2 separate regions of the Homo sapiens genome follow, and region 1 is linked to region 2. A link is a loop called in an ENCODE intact Hi-C map of the cell type or tissue named here. Cell type or tissue: GM12878. All regions are shown on one strand. Each heading gives the region's core, and the rest is flanking DNA. Links, peaks and the distances in the headings are about the cores only. Region 1 has its middle 43 kb from the start of LINC02324. Region 2 has its middle 32 kb from the start of MIR4708.

Region 1 (11,555 bases), core at 1,537-9,536, 120 kb before region 2:
GAAATCCTTTTCAGTGAATTTTCTTCCCAGTCTTTTCTTTCCCTCCCTCTGATGGTATGCCTTAGTATTTCCGTCCTCACAGCTCCCTTTACAAAGCAGAATTCTGTCGAATGGGGGAGTGTGAGGAAGGGGTGTGTGTGAGTGTGTGTGGGGGGTGAGTGTGTGTGAATGTGTGAGGGTGTGTGGGGGGTGTGTGGATGTGAGAGTGTGTGTGTTATGTAAGAGTGAATTGTGAGTGTGATATGTGAGTGTAGGTTGTGTGTGTGTAAATGTGTGAGTGTGTGTGCTGAGTGTGTGGGGGTGTGATGGTATGTGAATGTGTGTGGGGTGTGTGTGTGAATTTGTGTGTGATGTGAGTTGTGAGAGTGTGTGTGAATTTGTGTGATGTCCGTGAGTTGTGTGTGATGTGTGAGTTGTATGTGATGTGTGCGTGTTGTGTGTGTGAATTGTGTGTGATTGTGTGTGAATTGTGTGAGTGTGTGATATGTGTGTGTGAAAGTCGTGAGTGTGTGTGTATGTATAGTGCAACTACTCCCTCAGGATGTCACAGAGGCAAACCATAAAGCCGGGATAAAGTCAGTTGTTACGATGCCGAATAAGGCCAGTGAATGAAGTCAGAAGCCCCTTGGTGGTTCTTTTCAGGTTTCTGTGGACAGGAGGGCGTGGTCTCGGCGGGATGCACTGACCCAGCTCAGAGAGCTGAGAGCATGTGAGAAACAAGACCGAGTTCCTAGTCTGCATGCTCGCCCGCTCTCACTGTCTCCCCCTCCCCTGCTCTCTTTCTCACACACTCCTCTCTCTTTCCTCTTCTGTCCGAGAGTGCCTTTGAATACTCTGGAACCAGGTGAAGGGGCCATTTTCTCTCTGGGACAGACATCTCTCCACAGCAGGGGGACGTTCTTCCCTGGGGCCAGAGAGCAAGGTTCAGTATGCAGAGCCCGCTAACTTTGGGTTCAGACCTTGGCAGGGTGGGGTGAGGGCAGCCTTGTGAGGTCTAATGCCTCCTCCCCCTACATTTGGTCTGGCTTGTTTAGAACCTCGTATCCAGGTCCAAGAACCTGGATACAAGTCCCAAAGCACTTACCCTAATGCCTGCACAATGGTCATGGCATGAAAAGACTCCAAAGGCAGGTTTGCCAGATGCTGCATTAAAATTCATTCCCCTACTTTCTCTAACAGCCATTCGCTTTAATTCACTCATCTCACTATCATGAGCTGCAGCGAAGCAGAAAGTGGTTCTGCTATTTTTAAATGATCCCAATGGAATGAAATAATGTCTTGATTCCTTCCCAGTGGTCTAGGGACAATCAAAGTGAAGACTAGGGGATGGGCAAGGTAGAACTCACCCTCTCTTGGAAGTGGGCATCTATCTGTCTGACTCTTAGCTTTTTAGAGCACTGGCTTTTGCTTGGAGGGAAACATAGAGAAGAAAAAAGATAGAGTCATTTTCAGTTCTGAAAAGATATTTGTCTCAATCCACCAACATCAACCAGATATGAGTTATATAAATCAAATAGGCACAGAGCTTCAGGCTAGCCTGTGACAAAGAAAATTTAAATATTTAAGAGCCAGTCATGAAGGTACCAGGAAAGGGAGATAAAAAATAAATAATTAAAATTAAAGAAAGAGCTGGTCAACCCTTATCTGATCAGCTTGGAGTTCATTTTCACTCCAAGACACTAAGTCTAAGCCCTTTTATTTTTTACATTTTATTTATTTATTTAGCGACCAAGTCTTGCTCTGTTGTCCAGGCTGGAGTGCAGTGGCGTGATCACGGCTTATTGCAGCTTTGACCTCCTGGGCTCAAGTGATCCTCCCCGCTCAGCCTCCCAAGTAGTTAAGACTATAGGTGCACACCACCACACCTGGCTAATATTTATTTATTTATTTATTTTGTAGAGATGGAGTCTCACTATGTTGCCCAGGCCAGTCTCGAACTCCTGGCCTCAAGTGATCCTCCCATCTTGGCCTCCCAAAGTGCTGGGATTACAGATGAGCCACGGAGATTGGCTAAGCCCTTCTAAAAGCCATACGCTGTTCATTCCTGTGGAGAAGGTGGACCCCATGGCTGGGGCCAAGGTTGTGTATTGATTACAGAGGATCCAACTTTCTGCTCCTCATGTGGCCCATTTGCCCACATATTAACCTCCAAATGGCTTTCCTCCAGGGATGCTATGTACAAAATAGCAGCATCTTTTGGCAATCAAGTGGGAATCAGTCAACTAATAACTAGATATTAAATGTAGACCATACTCAGTGCTTGGATAACCCTGTAAAAAATAAAAGTAGCTCTGGCCAGGTGGGGTGGCTCACGCCTGTAATCCCAGCACTTTGGGAGGCTGAGGCAGGCGGATCATGAGGTCAGGAGATCGAGAGCATCCTGGCTAACATGGTGAAACACCGTCTCTACTAAAAATACAAAAAATTAGCTGGGCATGGTGGCGGGCGCCTGTAGTCTCAGCTACTCGGGAGGCTGAGGCAGGAGAATGGCGTGAACCTGGGGGCAGAGCTTGCAGTGAGCCGAGAGCATGCCACTGCACTCCAGCCTGGGCGAGAGAGCCAGACTCCGTCTCAAAAAAAAAAAAAGAAAAAAAAAAAGTAGCTCTAAGATGGAAGTGTGTATGATGAAGAAACTCCCTGCATCATCACAGTAACTGAAACGGGGATAGCCAAGAAGGGCTCCTTCATCTGGGCTGATTCACTCAGACTTCTAGGGCCTAATGCTGTTGGAGGGATTTTAGTGTTTTTTTTCAAGGTTTCCATGTGGCAAGATAGCATTAACTCTTAGATGGAAAATGCACCGTTTTCATAGGGCAACATATACCTTATTTTCTTTTGCCATCTGAGGAAGCACATTAACAGTTTCAGAGCCAATATTTATAATTTTAGCAGAAATGTTCTCACAAAGATCTCAAAACTCCTATAACAGACTTGTGAAAGAATTACTATATTTAAGGAGTGGGAAGTCTATAAGAAGCTCCATGGCAGAGGGAGGAGTTGAGCTGAGATGTCCAAGACCCAGAGCCTTTCTCCAGTATTGTGGGTGGTGGCTGTGAGTTGGGATGGGTATCACTGTTGTCTTGTAGGGGTGAGTTTTGCCAGGGATTCTATTTTCCACATACCATCTCGGCAATGGTTTATTTTGGTGTATGCTCAGAACTTGGGCAAAATTATTGACTATAAATGGGCTTAAATCTCTCTTCTAGTCGATTGAGTGCATACTTAGGACATAGTATTTTATGACACCATTATATTCTATGTATCTTGATTATAGGAGAACGCTATAATCCTATTGTATTCATCATATTCACTGTAGTGAGTTAAAGAAGGTTTAAAATTCTTTGCCTCTCTTACTATCAAGAAGTGTGGTCTATTTTCTATTTCTTTGAAACAGACCAACTCTGACACTGGTTTTGACAAATAGAATACACTGGAGGCCAAACACAGTGGCTCACATCTGTAATCCCAGCACTTTGGGAGGCCAAGGCAGGTGGATCACTTGAGCCTAGGAGTTTGAGACCAGCCTGGCCAAAGTGGCAAAACCTTGTCTCTACAAAGAAATTTAAAAAATTAACTGGGTATGGTGGCACATGCCTATAATCCCAGCTACTTGGGAAGCTGAGGCAGGAGGATTGCTTGAGCTCAGGAGGTTGAGGCTGCAGTAACACTGTATAACTTCTAAGGCTGGGCCCTAAGATATCCGTAGCTTCCAATTTTGTCCCATTTGGGAGCAGTTGCCATATAAGAAATCTGGTTACCTTGAAACTTCTATATCATGAGAAAGCTCAACCTTACCACGTGGAGAGAGGGACCAAGTGGAGAAGTGCTGAGGTGCCAGACACGTAAGTGAAATTTTCTTAGACCTTTCTGTCTAGCCACTAGGTAAATGAAGCCTAGTAAATGACCTCAGCCAGTGGCATGAGGAACAGAATAACCACCCAACAAAGCTCTGTCCAAATTGCTGACTCAGAGAAACATAAGCAAATATGATGATTGGTTTAAGCCAGTACGTTTTGGGGCAATTTGTTAACTAGTATAACAGAAACATATCGAATCAAAGTTGATGGAATTAGTGACCCACACACCCACCCCCATTACACAGCAACAACAGGATCCAGATGGATAAAGCTTCTTTATAGTCATTCAAATAGCAAAAACCTTACTGAGCTGAGAGCAGAGCCCAGAAAAATCCCCAAATTCCAGGTGTGGTCTACATGATATTAAATGGAGATATTTTTCTGAAAGCAACTATTTTCCCTCATACCGCTTTTCTGTAGTATGTTGCATTTTTCTTTTTTATTTATTTAATTTTTTGTTTTGTTTTGAGATAGGGTCCCACTCTGTGCCACAGGCTGGAATGCAGTGGCGTAATCTGGGCTCACTGCAGCCTCAACCTCCTGGGCTCGAGCCATCCTCTGTGTCAGCCTCCCTAGTAGCTGGAACCACAGATGTGTGCCACCATGCCTGGTGAATTTTTCTATTTTTTGTAGAGACAAGGTTTTGCCATGTTGCCCAGGATGGTCTCAAACTCCTGGGCTCGAGTGATCTACCCACCTCTGCCTCCCAAAGTGCTAGGATTACAGGCGTGAGCCACCTCACCTGGTAGCTGTGTCTTTCCCACACTGGCCATTATACCTCCCTACTGTAACCCCATTCATTTATTTTATTTTTAAAACAGTCCACAGAATATCATAATAGTAACATGTGTAAACAATGTAGCTACCCGATAGTAGAAAAAAGGATAAATAATTTATAGTACATCCACTAAAAAAATCACCAACTTGAATCTCTTAAATTTAATGCTACAGAAGGGTATCTATGGGCATTGAGAGATATTCTTCTCAGGGAACCTGCCCCGATAGTCACTTAGGTTCTTTTCTATTTTCCCTAAGCGTCGGCCGGCTTGAGAAATAAAGGGACAGAGTACAAAAGAGAGAAATTTTAAAGCTGGGCATCCGGGGGAGACATCACATGTCGGTAGTTTCCGTGATGCCCCACAAGCCACAAAAACCAGCAAGTTTTTATTAGGGATTTTCAAAAGGAGAGGGAGTGTGCGAATAGGTGTGGGTCACAGACATCAAGTACTTCACAAGGTAATAGAATATCACAAGGCAAATGGAGGCAGGGCAAGATCACAGGACCACAGGACGGGGCAAAATTAAAATTGCTAATGAAGCTTCGGGCACCACTGTCATTGATAACATCTTATCAGGGGACAGGGTTTTGAGAGCAACCGGTCTGACTAAAATTTATTAGGTGGGAATTTCTTCTTCCTAATAAGCCTGGGAGCGCTGTGGGAGACTGGGGTCTATTTCACCCCTACAGCCTTGACCATAGAAGACGGGCACACCTAGGGGGGCTGTCTATAGGCCTATACCCCCAGGTGCGTATTCTCTTTCCCAGGGATGTTCCTTGCTGAGAAAAAGAATTCAGTGATATTTCTCCCATTTGCTTTTGAAAGAAGAGAAATATGGCTCTGTTCCGCCCGGCTCACCAGCGGTCAGAGTTTAAGTTTATCTCTCTTATTCCCTGAACAGTTGCTGTTATCCTGCTCTTTTTTCAAGGTGCCCAGATTTCATATTGTTTAAACACACATGCTCTACAATTTGTGCAGTTAATGCGATTATCACATGGTCCTGAGGCAATATACATCTTCCTCAGCTGACAGGATTCAGAGATTAAAGTAAAGACAGGCATAGGAAATCACAAGGGTATTGATTGGGGAAGTGATAAGTGTCCATGAAATCTTCACAATTTATGTTTAGAGACTGCAGTAAAAACAGGCATAAGAAATTATAAAAGTATTAACTTGGGGAACTAATAAATGTCCATGAAATCTTCACAATCCATGTTCTTCTGCCATGGTGTCAGCCGGTCCCTCTGTTTGGGGTCCCTGACTTCCCACAACATATTTCCAATATATGTCATGGAACAGTGTTATCCCACTTTTAAAAGTCTTATATACAGTATTCGTATATGCCTAGAAGAGGATATGATTTGTAATAAGGTAGAGAAGAATATGGGGACTCTGCATGCTCTTATTTGAGTTTCCTGAAATAAGCATGTCATAACATGCTTTTGTAATATGAAATGGTGAGAAAAGTGCTATTTAGGAGGTAGAAGTAGTGATGGAATGGAGGAAGTCTTCTCCAGGGAAGGGGAATGAGGCTGAAGCGCTGTGACTCAGAGAGAAACACCTGTGGTGTCCGGAGTTCCCCATTTGCTATTTGCCCTCCTGTGCACGGAATCTGTGACAGGCAGCCTGCCAACGACATGACCTCTGTTAATGACAGCTGAAGTCTGGGCTCGTGTAGATTCTTAAGCAGAATAGGAATCAGAGTCAGAACTGTGGTTATTAGATGAGTGGCCTTGTCAGAACTTTATCACCAAGTAGTATTTATTAAGCACTCTCTTGCTTTAATGAGTCAGGAAATAGGGTTCTCGTTCCCTTTATCATTCACAGTTGTGTTTCTCAGCAAGTGCAGGGCTCCCTTCCTAAAATGGCCCAGGACCCTTTCTCCTGAAGCCATATTACTAGGCAGAATGTTCCAGGGATGCAAAGTGTTGAGTCAACTACAGAGTATTAACTGAATGTCTCATTGCTCTCTGGGACTTTTTATTCTGGCTCTCACTTCTTCTCCCTACCTCCTACCAGAAAATACAATAGTCAAATCTGTGTACAGTGAAAATCTGTTGTCCAGTATCTCCTTTTCCCTTCCGTTGGAAACATCACTTTGCTTTCCTTTTGGGGAACCACCTCTCCTCGTTCTGTTCATGTGGTTACAGCTGGAATGAGCTGGAATGATTCATCACCTGGCTCCAGACAGTGGGCATGTGACTCAGGCTTGGCCAACTGGCATATTCCAATCTCCTGGCCTTGGGAGAAAGGGCCACAGACAGGCACATGACCCAAGTCAGGCCATGGAGACTCATTTCTGGGACTCTTGCTGGAGCTGTCGAGAGAATGGTGGACTGTTTCTATCTGGATTGCTAAACTGGTAGTTTGCAAGCCCAGAGCTGCTTGTGGCCATCTTTGCCACTTCATAGGTTAAGCCTGCTTCATAGGTTAAAGTCTGAGCAGGCTTAACCTATGACATGGCAAAGATGGGGGCAGGGAAGCACAAAGAGATGCCTTCTAAGGATTTGGTGTCTTCAGAAGGACACAAAGGAAATACAAAGGAAAGCAGAGCTGAGAGAAAGAGAGAATCAGATTTTTAAATGTCTTTTTTTTTTTTTTGAGCCGGAGTCTCCCTCTGTCGCCCAGGCTGGAGTGCAGTGGTGTGATCTTGGCTCACTGCAAGCTCTGCCTCCTGGGTTCACGCCATTCTCCTGCCTCAGCCTCCCGAGTAGCTGGGACTACAGGCGCGTGCCACCATGCCTGGCTAATTTTATTATTTTTAGTAGAGACGGGGTTTCACCATGTTAGCCAGGATGGTCTCAACCTCCTGACCTCGTGATCCGCCTGCCTCAGCCTCCCAGAGTGCTGGGATTACAGGTGTGAGCCACCGTGCCTGGCCTAAATGTCATCTTTTGAGAACCTGGCTCCAGCCACTCCAGAATTTACTCCTGGATCGTTTAGTTGCATGAGCTAAGAAAATCCATTTTCCCCCCTCTTAAGACAGTTTGAGTTGGATTTCTCTCACAGAAAGGTAGGAGAAGGTGGGACTTGAGTGAAGCCTGTAAGGTTGGGTTTTACTTTTGCTTTATAATGACTTTACAGCTTTTGGAGAAAATTCACCCATAGTCACATTTGAGCCTCACCACAACCTTACAAAGTCAGCAGAGTCTCTATTATCATCTCCATCTTGCAGAAGAGGAAACTGAAGCTCAGAGAAGTTAGATGATGTGTGCAGAGCTGGGGATCAATGGAGCTGGGGCACAAATCCAAGCTCTTTCCACTACACAGAGAAGCTGCTGGAGCTAAATCAGATTTGAGTCAGCACAGAGAAGGCAGAGTGGGATTTTGGGAACATATGCCTCAGTGACAGAGACTATTTCTGCTCTTTTCGCAAGATCACCTAATATAGCGCACTAAATGCACAATAACACAACAATAACTAATATCTACTGTTTGTCTGTGCCCAGCATTGGGTTAAGTAAACACTTTAATGGATTACCCATCTCCTTTCGCTTTTCCCAATATTCATACAAGGAAGGCATTATTATTGTCGCTACCATTTAACGAAGTAAGATGAAATAACTAAAATGCAGAAAAATGAAGCCACTTGCCCTAAGTGACACAATGAGTAAGTGGCTCAGGGGGGATTGGAATCCAGATCTGACCCCAGAGAATTCCCCTCGGCTGTCTTTATCACCAGGCTGTAGCCATGGTAAATGGGATTGTTCTCTTCTTTTTCAGTTTATTGTTAGTGCAGGTCTAACAATAAAATGAATAATAAACAGAAACACTATTGACTTTTGTGTGTCGATTTTGTATCATGTGACTTTACTGTATTCGTGTATTGTAACAGTTTTGGGGTAGAATCGTTAGGGTTTTCTATATATAAGATCATGTCATCAGCAAACAGTAACAATTTAGCTTCTTCCTTTCTAAATGATTTAGTGTCTTTTATTTATTTTTTTCTTGCCTAATTGCTTTGGCAAGGACTTCTAATACTAAGCAGTGAAGGTGTTCAGGAAATGCCACCCCAAAATATGCCTCTGTGGTGCACTGGTGGCTTTGCACTGAGGGCACTTAGGAAACAGCAGATGCTTTCTCTGAGCCCCCTTATCTGCCTAAAGATGAATCCTCTAAAAGGAACTCAATTTGTTATGAATCCCCTCCCTAGAAATCTTATCAATCAGGGAAGATTAACTTGGTTCACAGGAGGTGAGACTGGAGGTTAACACCAACCCAGAGATTGTTACCTCTTCTTCTGAGGGCTGCTCCAGACAATTTTTATTAGCTGAGACTGTTTATCTGGATAAGGCAGCCTTTCTTCACCACAAATTTCCTCCCTTTGCTCTATCGTAATTTGTGTCCCCCGCCTCCCCTGAGAAGCTGGAGCTCCTATTCCTTTCTGTAGCTTAGGATGCTATATAGACTTCAATCGTCTGACCCTTCTTCAAGTCTCTTATTCTGTGGGACACCTTTGCATATGCCCATCATTAAATATGGTTTTTCTCCTGTCAATCTGTCTTATGTCCCTTTAATTTGTAGCCTAGCCAAGGAACTTAGAAGGGTGGAGGTTTTTCACTCCCCTACAGTTGAATAGAAGTGACAAGAGTGCACATCTTTGTCTTGTTCCAGATCTTACAGGAAAGGCTTTCAATTTTTCACTGTTGAGTATAATGATAGCTATGGGTTTAATGTATATTGTGTTGAGGTTCATTCCTTCTATACCTAATTTGTTGAGAGTTTTCATCATGAAAGGATGTTGAATTTTGTCAAATATGTTTTCCACACCTATTGAGATGATCAAATGGTTTTTATCCTTCATTCTGTTAATGCGATATATCACATTTATTGATTTGCATATGTTGAACTATCTTGCATCCCAGGGATAAATCCCACTGATCATGGTGAGTGATTCTTTTAATGTGTGGTTGAATTTGGTTTGCTAGTGTTTGTGTGTGTGTGTGTGTGTGTGTGTTTTGTTTTTGTTTTGTTTTTTGAGACGGAGTCTCGCTTTTTGGCCTAGGCTGGAGTGCAGTGGCATGATCTCAGCTCACTGCAACCTCTGCCTCCCGGGTTTGTGCGATTCTCCTGCCTCAGCATCTCGAGTAGCTGGGATTACAGGTGCCCGCCACCACACCCAGCTAATTTTTTTATTTTTGGTAGAGACGGGATTTTGCCATGTTGGCCTGGCTGGTCTCAAACTCCTGACCTCAAGTGATCCACCTGCCTCAACCTCCCAAAGTGCTGAGATTACAGGTATGAGGCACCATGCCTAGCTGCTAGTGTTCTGTTAAGGGTTTTTGCATCTATATTCATTAAGGATATTGGCCTGTAATTTTCTTGTTATGTCCTTGTCTGGCTTTGATATCAGGGTAATGCTGGCCTCATAAAAAGAGCTTGGAAGTATTTCCTCCTCTTCTAGTTTTTTTGGAAGAGTTTGTGAACTGCACCTTAGCAATAAATATATTGACACTGTCAACAACTCTTGGTTGGCCTTTTGGTCTTTCAGTTGGGGCTGGGAAGATGTGGTTCTAGATTTTTCTTTTTTAATGATACTTCTCCCCTCCTGATTAAGGGTCATGTGTCTCTAAAACTCCACAACGGACACAGTCCCTTCAGGTGCTCCGCCTTCTCAAGCTGGCTCTCCCTAACTGGCCTAGACAGCAGCAAAGTCCCCAGATATTTCCACGTGACTCATGCAACCCCCTTGCTTCCAATGTTTTGCCTCCTGCTGGTGCTCAGAAGCTCAGAGTGGTATTAAAGGGGCAACAGGAAAGTAAAGTCCCAGCAAGAGTGAGAGCCCAAATCCTCAGGAGGTGTCCCTCTGTGGTTCCCTGCCCCCACCCCACTTGCTCCATCTACCCACTGTAGGGAAGCAACTCCAGCTCCTAATGTATTTATTTTATGAAGTGCTGCCCTTGGTGTTAAAATCACCTCAGGGCACAGAGCACACAATTTTAAAACAATTAAAAGATACAAGGCAGAGGCTTGGCAATGACGGGCACTTTTTAAAAATCAGCAATAAAATGCCAGTTTGAGGCTCACCCCAGGGCTCTGAAGATTCTCCAAGAGGGCTCTGTCGATGGGAGGGGCAGGGAGTGAGTTTCCTACAGCCTCTGCCTGAGCTGTTTGCTCACGAAGCTGCCTCTCTACTCACTTTCCTTCACACTCTCCTGTCTGAGTTTTTATGACTCAGCTTGAGGCCAGAATCAACTCATTTATTTTCTTCCTGTACCTGGCTCTTGGGGCTGGTGGGGGTCCGTGGTGTCTGGCAAGGGCAGAGTGGCAGGCCTGCTTTAAGAGCCTGGCGTGGGGGACCAGCATGGCAGCTAGTGCGTCACTGCCTGGGCCTTGCCAGTAGTTAAAAACCAAATAATAATATTGATAATCACAATAATAATAATAATATGGTGAGAGCTAATCTTGACTGAGGCTTCTGTTCTGTGAGGTGGGTATCTTGGCTCATCATTAAGGGTTCTTCAGCTTTTAAAGATGTGTGGTTAGAATCAGAGGGGAAGATACAAGTCCAAAGCAACCATGTTAACCAGATTGGAAGAGAATTTGGGAAAAGAAAAGTACCATGTTGAAGTCATTTTAGCTTGAAGGAAGGTCAAGGCACAGCTGGGGCTCCAGCCACTGGTAACAGAGATACTGCTCATGGCAGATAGGTTTACCTAAAGCACGAGCAATGAACTAAAGCTGGAATGATCCCAGCTATAATTCCCAGCTTCAGTGCCTGCATGACACTTTACTTCCCTGGACTTTATTTATTTATTTTTGAGACAGGGTCTTACTCTGTCACCCAGGTTACAGGGCAGTGGCATGATAATAGCTCACTGCAGCCTCGACCTATCAGGTTCAGGCGGTCCTCTCACCTCAGCCTCCTGAGTAGCTGGCACTATAGGCAGGTGCCACCATGCCAGGCTAAGTTTTAAGT
Region 2 (11,555 bases), core at 1,485-9,484:
CAGTCTCTTGTATGTCTTTATAGCAGTGTGAGAACAGACGAATACATACATCATTGACTTTAGAATCAAATAGACTTGTGTTTGAACTTCACAGGCTGTGTGACTCCTCATTAGTTATGTACCTTCTCTGACCTCTTCCTTCCTCATTGGTACAATGAGGCTAATATTACCTACCTCTTGGATTGTTGTGAGAATTAAATGTGATAATTGATGTCAGGCACTCGGTATATTGAAGCTAGCTATGGCTCTGCCCTATATCACAAAAATCCTTGGAGCCCAGCCTGGTCACACACACCTGTAGTCCCAGATACTCAGGAGGCTGAGGCAGGAGGATGGCTTGAGCCCAGGAGTTTGAGGCTGTAGTACGCTATCATCGTGCCTATAAATAGCCACCTGGACAATATAGCAAGACCCTGTCTCTAAATAAATAAATACATTTTCAAAAAGAAAAATCTCTGGAGACCCTGTTGTTCCTCAGGGTTCCCCTCAGACATTTCTGTAAGTCTTCAGGGGTGTCTCAGGTATGTTCACCAGTAAGTCTTCGTAGCTACCAAATCTCACATTTATCTTGGATTCTCCGCCAACCTCCCCCTCCTCTACTCTGCTTTCTTTTGGTCTTGTCTGACTGTGAGCTCTCGCCTACCATTTTGCAGTGCCTGCCATGTAGGGTACTAATATCTGAGCAAATAGTGCTGCCTCCTGCTTAAAGCCAATGATGTCAACACTGAGTCAATAGCACCAAGGCCGCTGCAACTGCCACTCCCTAAAGCTTAAGGTATTCACCAAAGGTACCACCATCCCCCATTGCAGCTGCCTTGTGCCTGTCTCCTAGGTCACCTCGGAGAGCCTCCTAGCTGAGACTCTACCCACTGAAGCAGGAAGTGTTCCTTGGTGGCTCCTATTCCACAGGTCCCACGTGGATCTGCAAGTTGAGGAAGATCCCTGAACCATACTCGCTTCTGCTTGTCCCCACAGTGCTGTCTGTGTGTCCTCAATATCTCAAAGAAATTTTGTGTGACTGTGTCTACATCAGCTCTCCATCACCTAAGCCTCCTATCCTATCCTGTGTGATTAGGACTTAATCACAGCCATGGGATGCTGGGTGGGAAACAACTGGAGAGACATACACCCAGCAGTTACTTGAAACCACTCCTTCCCCCCACCAGAAGCCAAGGGCATTATTACCAACTAGTGTTTTTCAGTTTCTCTCTCTTATTTATTTATTTTTAGAGACAGGGTCTTGCTCTGTTGCCCAGGGTAGAGTGCAGTGGTGTAAGCATAGCTCATTGCAGCCTTGAACTCCTGGCTCAGTACATTGCAGCTAGCTATGGCTCTGCCCTGTATCAGAAAAATCCCTGGAGCTCGGCCTGGTTGCACACGCCTGTTGTCCCAGCTACTCAGGAGGCTGAGGCAGGAGGATGGCTTGAGCCCAGGAGTTTGAGGCTGCAGTACACTATCATTATGCCTGTCAATAGCCACATGGGCAATATAGCAAGACCCTGTCTCTAAATAAATAAATAAATTTTTAAAAAGAAAAGATCTCTTGGGGCTGGGCACAGTGGCTCACGCCTGTAATCCCAGCACTTTGGGAGGCCAAGGCAGGTGGGTCACCTGAGGTCAGGAGTTGGAGACTAGCCTGACCAACATGGTGAAACCCTGTCTCTACTAAAAATACAAACATTAGCCAGGCATGGTGGCGCAAGCCTGTAATCCCAGCTACTCAGAAGGCTGAGTGAGGCAGGAGAATCACTTGAACCCGGGAGGTGGAGGTTGCAGTGAGCGGAGATTGTGCCATTGCACTCCAGCCTGGGTGACAAGAGCGAAACTCCGTCCGAAAAAAAAAAAAAAAAAGAAAGAAAAGGAAAGAAAAGAAAAAAATCTTTGTAGACCTTGTCATTCCTCAGGGTTCCCCTCAGACATTTCTGTAAGTCATCAGGGGTGTCTCAGGTATGTTCACCAGTAAGTCCTCTTAGCCCAGGAGTTTGAGACTGTAGTACACTATCATTATGCCTGTCAATAGGCACCTGGGCAATATAGCAAGACCCTGTCTCTAAATAAATAAATAAATAAATATGTTTTTAAAAAGAAAAATCTCTGGAGACCTCCCACCTCAGCCTCCTGAGTAGCTGGGGCTACAGGCACGTTCGCCGTGCCAAGCTATTTTTTTTTTAATCTTTATTTTTGTAGAGATAGGGTCTCACTATGTTGTCCAGGCTGACCTCAAACTCCTGGCCTCAGTGATTCTCCCACATCAGCCTCCCAAGGTGCTGGGATTACAGATCTGAGCAACCCACCCAGCCTCTCACTCTCGTAGAAAGAGTCTTTTCTGGTGGCTTCCAGGTCCCTCATACAAAAAAAGGCTCCTGACAGGGTTCTCCACTGGCCCTATACCCAAGACCAGACATGAGCCCCCATCTAAAGACAGCTTGTTTCCAGCCCAGAGCCTCATCACTTTTAAAAGGGAAAAATTCGACAGTAAAAGCATTAACTTTCTTAGGCCTTTCAGATTTGATCAACTGAAAATTAATACCGAGAATTACAAAATTAAGGACTTCTTGGATAAACATTAGAAAAACAAAACTGATTAAGATTATTTGGTAAAAAGCAGAGGTAGAAAGTTCTACCCTTTAAGAACAGATTAGAGGAAAAATTGCACAGAAGCCGGTAAGGAAGGAGTTATCTGCAGAGCCGGTGTCTGATATGCAAAATGCTGATAAGGCTTAGAAACTCAGAAGACCTGAGGAGGCCCCCTTTGATACTGTTTGATAAAGCAACAAGCGCAATCACAGTGCCAGGGCCTGTGCTAGGAATTGTATGTACCCTGTCTTTAATCTTCAAACAACTCTGTGTTACTGGAAAAAACACCTGCCCACACCCACTCCCTCCCCTACTCACCCAACAGGGCCTGGGAGGAAAAGAAGTCCTGTTTCTCAGAGCAAATGTAACCTGGCAGCCCTTAAAAATACAATTGGTGGCCAGGCATGGGGGCTCATACCTGTAATCCCAGCACTTTGGGAGGCTGAGGCGGACAGATCACCTGAGGTCGGGAGTTCAAGACCAGCCTGACTAACATGGAGAAAACCTGTCTCTATTAAAAATACAAAAATTAGCCAGGCATGGTTGCACATGCCTGTAATCCCAGCTACTCGGGAGGCTGAGGCAGGAGAATCACTTGAACCCAGGAGGCAGAGGTTGCCGTGAGCTGAGATCGCGCCATTGCACTCTAGCCTGGGCAACAAGAGCGAAACTCTGTCTCAAAAAAAAAAAAATACAATTGGTAATTTTAAAGCTTTAGCAGAGTTCTTGGATATGTGGAGGGAGAGCAAAGTTTGCAGCAGGAACTGGAGAGAGATGAATTGGTTGCGTTATGTTATGCCGTTATTATCCCTTAGGAAGGATCTGTGTTTCCTCTAGAAGGTGAGGGCAGAGGAGGAAGAGAAAGGAAAGAAAAGGAAGACAAAGTGGCTCGAGAACATATCGGGAGACTGGATCCGGAACAGGGAAAAATGCCAAGGGACAGACAGACTGAGAGAATACATAATATGTATGTAGAGAGAGCTTATATCTATAGAGTGCCATATATGTGTGTGTGTGTGTGTGTGTGTGTGTGTGTGTGTGTGTGTGTGTGTGTGTGTATAAATTTAGTGTAGAGAAAGGATCTCGCTTTGTTGCCCAGACTGGTCCAAAACGCTTAACTTCAAGTGATCCACCCACCTCAGCTACCAAAGTGCTGGGATTACAGGTGTGAGCCACCACACCCAGCTAACAATATTGATTTTTTAGTATGCCTAGCAGGATATAAATCCCTCCATGCCAAGCTTGTCTAAACCGCGGCCTACGGACTGCATGTGGCCCAGGACGGCTTTGGATGTGGCCCAACACAAATTTGTATACTCTCTTAAAACATTATGAGATTTATGCACGGACCATTTTTTTTTTTTTTTTTTTTTAGTTCATCAGCTATCGTTAGTGTTAGTGTATTTTATGTGTGGCCCAAGACAATTCTTCTTCTTCCAATGTGGCCCAGGGAAGCCAAAAGATTGGATACCTCTGCTCTATGCAAAGCCTTAGGTGACTGAGTTTTTGTTGAAATTAAGGAAAGAACTGAGCTCTACAACTGGATTGACATGGCATAGGTTAGAGGCAGCGTGTGACAGGTGATGAGCCAATATTCCAGAATTTAAATAATCCTGGGGAAGTAGGAGCTCACAGCCTGGGTGATTGTATGCATAGGACGATTGTATGCATCTTCAGAAAGTTTTCAGAAATCCCAGGGGGGTAATGGACTGCCTATACCCCTGTGACGGGTATTTGAGGACATCTTACCTAAAAATTAAGGGCCAGGAAGACTCTCCAACCTCTGTTTATACCTAAAATTACATAGTATGTATGATTTTTGAATCAAGTTGTCATTTTGCATCACATTTATAAACATTTCCAATGTCATTAGAATGTCTTCACTTTTAAAGTTTAGCGCAATGTGGGTACACCTTAATTTTAATTCTATAAAATTGACTATTCTGGCTGTTTCCAGCCTTGTTTTATGTTTTGTGTTTTTTTGCAATTATAACTACCGCTATGATAAACATCTGCGCAATACATTTTTACTAGGCAGCAGCTTAACCATGCCAACGTAATCCAGACTGACCAGGATTCTCAAATTTAGTCTCCATCGAGAGACCAAATATGCAAATGGACAATGGCCAGACCATATATGAAAACTGAACTCTGATCCACAGCCTCTGTAGCGACCAGCCCAGGAAGCCAAACCACAGCCTCTATAGCAATCAGCCCCCAGTCAGGACTTGGTCAATCATTGCCAGGTTCCCTAAATTTTGGCCCTCCTTCCAACTCAGGACCAACCAGAGAAAGCCAGATATGCTCTCTACACCAATTCTATAGGGCACCCTGCTTCTCAGTAGCCTGCCTCCAGCTCTTTCATGCCAACAACCTCCTATCAGAGCACACCTGAAGCCCTCCCCTTTTTTTCTCACTCTAAAGCTTGCCTACTCCCCCGCCTGACTTTGACTATCTGCTAAAACCAAGTGCTAGTGGCTGACTCCCTCGCTATAGAGAGCTCTCCATAAATCTTCTCTGCTTGTTCTCATTCGGGTTTATGTCTACACTGAGATATGCAAAGCGTATCTCAGGTCAACCTGGTAGACACTGAACCCAAAGGACTATCACAGGCCAAACACTACATAGGAGGCTTTTCTATCATGAGCCATTGGAAAATTCCTGGCCATTTCTAGAAGGACATCTAGCAGAAAAACACCACCTCCACACGCCATGCATACCTACCAGATAGAAGGCCCTGGGCCCCATGTTGGCTTTGACCACTTCATGCCTTTGCAGTACCAGAAGCAGCAGAAGCAGAAAGCCACAGAAAATAAATCAGCTGCTGAGTTCAAATTGCTGCAGTCCATCACGCTGCCGTGTCGCCAGCTCGTGGTGCCAGGCCAATTACTACCACAAGCACTGAAGTCACTTTTCAAAACATGGTCAAACAAACTCCAGCAGGGCCAGCTAGGCGTTAAAACACTCAGACACAATTGTCAAAGCAAAGATTTATGTGCCAGTAAATAAAAGTCAGGGCTCCAGTTTAGTAATCACCTGGCCGACAGCCTGAAGGTTAACCCTTTCTGGACAGACCTGACCCACTGTCAATTCAGAGAGACAAGAATAAAGAGGGCAGAAGGGGATGGGGTGGGAGGGAGCAGGGTGGGGTCCAGTCAGACTGAAACTGGGGTGATTTTCTGTGCTGTCATTCCTAGGCCACCACAACTTTGGGGGCTGTGGGTGACTGTCAACTCAGATCATCTGTGAGGCAGGTGTGACTGTTTCCTATGTCTTCTTAAGCCTCTTAAGTTCACACAGTTACCCAGAACCATCAGGAAACGGAGATAGATTTTCTCCCACTGTGTCCAGCACTGAGGTTCCCTTAAGGTTTGCAAGTTTCTTTTTAGTATTTAACTCTTTGAAGGACACATGACAAGTAGACCCACCCTTATTTGATTAGGACTCCCTCACCAGGGGTGTTAGAAGTGCCATTGCAGATGCTTACATTCTAGGCACACAAGAAAAAATCTTAAAAGCTCCTCTCTAGCCCAGCATTCTGAGAAATGATGCTGTCTAACTTTAAATAGGCTTTTAAAGTCTATTAAGCATCATTTACAAATCCCACTGGGTTTTAATCTCTGCAAACCTTCCGAGTTGGTATCACCATTATCATTATTCCCTTCTGAGGCTCAGAGAGTTTAACTGACTTGCCCATGAGCACGAAGCTAGGAAGCGACACAGCTGGGGCTCATCTGACTCCAGAATCCAGTGGTACTTTGGGGATGGGGCTGGAGGGTTAGGGGTGGGAGGCGGGTAGGAAATCCAGCTTTCACTAGAGCTGGAGGTGTTTGCCCTAAGCTTCCTGATACAAGGGGAGGGTGGTGATTTTGAGGGTTTACAAGGCTCACAGGGAGACCCATGGCTGGAAATCACCTCTGGGTTCTCTTCAAGCCCCGGAAAGGGAGTGCCCGAATGAAACAGCTCTTCTGGTATTTTAATGGAACAAAAAGCCCGAAATACAAGGAGCTGGCTGGTTGCTGGGACGGCCCCTAACTTACTCTTTAACTGTAATGAACTGGTCATTTCCTGGATGTAAAGGAAAAGTTTAAGAAAAAAGTGACAGAGAAACCCCCTCCCAGCCCCCCAGCCCCCCAGCCCAGCCAGCTGCAGCGAGGAAAACAAATGAGCTTCTATAGATGGAATCCTTTGTTTGAATAGAGGCTAATTGTGGCTCCTCTGCTTGTAACCTGGGGTCAGGTGGCTGACACCCAAACGGTTCCCTCAAGGCAGTAACTACGAGCCCCTGGAAGAATGAGCACACTGGGACTCGGGAAGGGACCACTTACAAGAAAGGTCTGAATCTGGAAGAAGCAAAGGATCAAGTCAGACGTGTGAAGAATAAGGAGCCCGTGGATCTAGAGAGAAAGAACATTTTTCTGTGAAGAGTTTCCCCTCCTTATCCTCTCTCCCTGCCACATTTAGGTAAAAAGACCCAGTGATAAATAGCACCTGCCAGCCATGGTAGGCATGACCAGAGTGGCATGCGGCCTGTGCATAGGGTGCTGGATGAGGGCAGAGGCACCCATGGAGGTGCAAGCCTGTTTCGCTGCCCCTCCTGACCCCAGCATCCCTAGCCACCAGTGTGATAAAGTGAGTGCCTCCAGAGGGCAGGAAGGCAGAGACCCTGCCCAGCCCCTTCTCCTGTCCTCTGGCCTCCTCATCTGCCTCGCGCCACTTCCTTCCACCTAGCTCTTCTCTCTTGGCCAGCCTCCCACATGCAGGTGCCAGTGAGAATAACACTTGCACTTAGATTGATTCTGTATTTTCTCTCCTTTTTTTTTTTTTTTCTTTTTTGAGACGGAGTCTCTCACTGTGTCACCCAGGCTGGAGTACAGTGGTGTGATCTCGGCTCACTGCAACCTCCGCCTCCCAGGTTCAAGCAATTCTGCCTCAGCCTCCTGAGTAGCTGGGATTGCAGGCACCCGCCACCACGCCCAGCTAATTTTTGTATTTTTAGTAGAGACAGGGTTTCACCATATTGGCCAGGCTGGTCTCGAACTCCTGACCTCGTGATCCGCCTGCCTCGGCCTCCCAAAGTGCTGGGATTATAAGTGTGAGCCACTGTGCCCAGGCTTCTCTCCTTTTTACTAAGCTGTCCAGGACACGGTCCCCTCAGGGTGCTAAACACCCTCCTGGCCTGAGAACAAAAGAGAACAGAGCTGGAAGTGGAGGAAGCTATTCTTCTGCTTTTCTTGATCTCTGATCCTATCCCCTTCTAGCATCCCAGTCAGCTTGTGCCCCCTGAGTGGCATCTTCCTGCTGTGGGACTCTTGTGAAAGCCACGTCAGGGCCCTGTGGTAGTGAGGGGGAGAGAGCTACCAGTGACTCTGATGGGAAGGAGATCTCCCTGTGCTGTCGCCATCACAGGGCTGGGCCATGTGCTTCAGAGACTGCCTGAGAGAAGGGAGCTCAGGATGTTTGAGGTGGGACTGAGTTTTGACCTGAAGACTTTTGAAATGTTTGTGAAAAGAGGAGAAAACACACAGGGAAATTCAACAATAAACCTAGGCTTTTAAAAGAATCCAGAAGTGAGTCTTGAATTTTCTAAGAGGCAAGACATGGATACAACTTTAGGGCAGATGGTTACTTAGTTTTGGAAAAACCAGTGTAATGGCTCATTTAATTATGCAAATGTGGGGATATAGTAGCTGGAAGGGAAAAGTGCTCTGGAGGTAAAGTGAATGGGTGTGTCTGTGTTAGAGTCTGCCATAGATCTCTGCTGCTTCCTTAGGAAAAACTAGATTTGCTGAGAAAGAAGTTGACCTGTGCCAGACCGATGCTACATTGTAGCTGCCTGTGTTCTTGTAGCACTCATCATAGATGAAGACTCTGCTTTTGTGAAGTCTTTGTGGGGACTGGGAACACACAGTTGAGATTTTTTTTTTTTTTTTTTTTTTTTTTTTGAGACAGAGTCTCGCTCTGTCACCCAGGCTAGAGTGTGCAGTGACGTCATCTCGGCTCACTGCAATCTCCGCCTCCCAGGTTCAAGCGATTCTCCCACCTCAGCCTCCTGAGTAGCTGGGATTACAGGTGTCTGCCACCACGCTCGGCTAATTTTTTGGGTATTTTTAGTAGAGATGGGGTTTCACCATGTTGGCCAGGCTAGTCTTGAACTCCGACCTCAGGTGATCTGCGTATCTCGGCCTTCCAAGTGCTGGGATTACAGTCGTGAGCCACAATGCCTGGCCAGTTGGGGAGATTCTATATGCAGCCCAGCCCTACAGACTGCTTTGGGATTCCCAGGAGAGACCCTGTTGGCCAAGACATTGGTGTCCCCATTATGGGCATTACTAATAATGAGGCCCTTTTGAGTGGCTTCTCTAGTATCAAACATTCACTAGGTAAGGCTTAGGATTTCTTTCTTTTCTTTTCTTTTTTTTTTTTTTTTGAGACAGGGTCTCGCTCTGTCGCCCAGGCTGGAGTACAGTGGCGCAATCTCGGCTCACTGCAACCTCTGCCTCCTGGGTTCAAGTGATTCTCTTGCCTCAGCCTGCTGAGTAACTGGGATTACAGGCACACGCCACCACGCCCAGCTAATTTTTTTGTATTTTTAGTAGAGACAGGGTTTCACCATGTTGATCAGGCTGGTCTTGGACTCCGGTTCAGGAGTTCTTATCCTGAGTCCGTGGACCCGCCGTGAGGTCAGTGAATAAAATTCAGAGACTCTATGTACTTGAATGAAAAAAATATATATATTTTTTACTAACTTCTAAATGATTTTAGCGTTTTCTTGAGTAGTAATACAGGTAAGAAACTACAGTCATATTAGCAGAACTGGTGACTTTATCACTGCTATGGTTTAGATATGGTTTCTTTGGTCCCCCCCCAAAGAAATTGATCCCCAGTGTTGGAGGTGGGGCCTAATAGGTTTTAGGGTCATGGGGCTGAATCCCTCATGACTGGCTTGGTGCCTCCTCGAGGTAATGAGTTCTCACTCTACTAGTTCTTATAAGAGCTGATGGTTAGAAAGAGCCTGGCACCTTCCCCCTCTCTCTTGCTTCCTCGCTCACCACATGATTTCTAAACACCAGCTCCCCTTTGCCTCACACCATGAGTGGAGGCAGCCTGAAGCCCTCACCAGAAGCAGATTCTTATGCCATGCTTCTGGTACAGCCTGCAGAATCATGAGCCACATCAACCACGTTTCTTTATAAATTACCCAGCCTCAAGTATTTCTTTATAGCAACAAAAAACAGACTAAGATAGTCACCAATAGAAACTATGGATATTTTCATGTCACCTTACTGTTGTTAATGTTATCTTGAAGTATTGTGTACATTTATTACTGCTTGAAATTTACAGTAGCTATTAGGCCTGTCCCTAGAAACTGGCAGGGTTAAACTCAACTTCCAGTTGGCATCAGGTGATAGAATCACTTGCAGGTGGTTTAACACTGGACTGGACTCAATCCTTGGCTCAGGCCATCCTGAAAGCCTATAAGCTACTGATCCATTTGGGGAAAGGGGAGAGTACCTACGCAGTATTTACAGCCAATGCACCTATCTTGAACACAACTCATTTTACCAGTGAAAATTAATATCTAACATTTATTATGCTAGCTAACAAGCCCTCTGGTGTTAATATGAAATAAAGATGGTTGAAGTTGTAGTGGTGTGGCCCTCTGGTTAGATCTTTTTTGCTTAGAGTTCTGCTTATAATCTTTCAGATGTTATTCATTCCTGAAGAGTGCCTTTCCTTTAGAAGACACCAAATGTTAATTAACTGCTCCCAGTGTGTAGATGACATATATATCATATTAATTATGCTGAAATATTTAAAAGTAAATGATCACAATATAATGCAAATCAAAGCTGACCCAGAAGTTTGGTAGAAATTGTAGGTTATCTGACACATCCAGTGAATCCTTGTGCTTCTTTTGGGTAGCTAAACATCAAATGTCTTCTTGAATTTATAGTCGAAACCACTTGGGAAACAGCACCAGGTACGTGGCCTCATGTATTAGTCTGTTCTCATGCTGCTATAAAGAACTGCCTGAGACTGGGCAATTTATAAAGGAGAGTGGTTGGTTTTGTTTGTTTGTTTGTTTGGTTTTTTTTTTGAGATGGAGTCTCGCTCTGTCGCCCAGGCTGGAGTGCAGTGGGGTGATCTCAGCTCACTGCAAACTCCGCCTCCCGGGTTCACGCCATTCTCCTGCCTCAGCCTCCCGAGTAGCTGGGACTACAGGCGCCCGCCACTAAGCCGGGCTAATTTTTTTTGTATTTTTATTAGAGACAGGGTTTCACCATGTTAGCCAGGATGGTCTCGATCTCCTGACCTCATGATCCATCCAATTAAACCAAGAAAGTGGTTTAATTGACTCAGTTCAGCAGGGCTGGAGAAGCTTCAGGAAACTTAAAATCGTGGCAGAAGGGAAAGCAAACACATCCTTCTACACATGATGGCAGGGAGAAGATTGAGAGCTCAGTAAAGGGGGAAGCCCCTTATAAAATGATCCGATATCATGAGAACTCACTCACTATCATGAGAATAGCATGTGGGAAGCCACCCCCATGATTGAATTACCTCCCACTGGGTCTCTTCTACCACTTGTGGGGATTATGGGAACTACAATTCAAGATGAGATTTGGGTGGGGACACAGCCAAACCATATCACCTCACATATTACTGTACCCCTTGGTCAAGAGTGGACTGTCAGAGCAAGTCTGGCAAACTGTCTAATGCTGGGTCATTAGAAAAAGAAATTCCTGGAGCAGGAAACCACTGCTGCATCTCTTTGCTCTTTCCTTGGAAAGAAACATTATTTCACAGAAAGACAACAGATAAATGCTGAATGGTTGCTTTCCCCTGCTCTTAGCTATACATTGCAAATGTCCTATTCTCAAAGATGCTAGCTCTAGCTAAATATAGCCAAGGTATTGAGTCTAAGAGCAGGGGATGCTGCTCTTTACCACTCTTGGTATCATTTTCAAATGTAA

What was found. Peaks named below come from ENCODE experiments on the same cell type or tissue, not always from the same donor. Only the 100,000 strongest peaks of a DNase experiment are listed, where the experiment ranks them.
Region 1: it touches region 2 in a loop (2.6-fold over the local background); 3 of 110 quality-filtered maps call a loop at or near these places.

Annotation. Positions count from the first base shown.
Region 1 is chr14:65,173,802-65,185,356 of GRCh38, forward strand. No RefSeq gene overlaps it. Among named protein-coding and RNA genes, the nearest start is that of LINC02324, 43 kb to the right of the region's middle. RefSeq lists a silencer at 570-864 and enhancers at 5,978-6,177, 6,248-6,337. In GM12878, for the core only: no CTCF peak of the experiment used is centred there; a DNase peak (open chromatin) is centred at 6,300; H3K4me3 peaks cover 693 bases; H3K27ac peaks cover 2,518 bases.
Region 2 is chr14:65,297,228-65,308,782 of GRCh38, forward strand. No RefSeq gene overlaps it. Among named protein-coding and RNA genes, the nearest start is that of MIR4708, 32 kb to the right of the region's middle. RefSeq lists enhancers at 5,055-5,154, 5,175-5,244, 7,375-7,474 and a silencer at 5,725-5,824. In GM12878, for the core only: no CTCF peak of the experiment used is centred there; DNase peaks (open chromatin) are centred at 4,864 and 5,814; H3K4me3 peaks cover 4,733 bases; H3K27ac peaks cover 7,162 bases.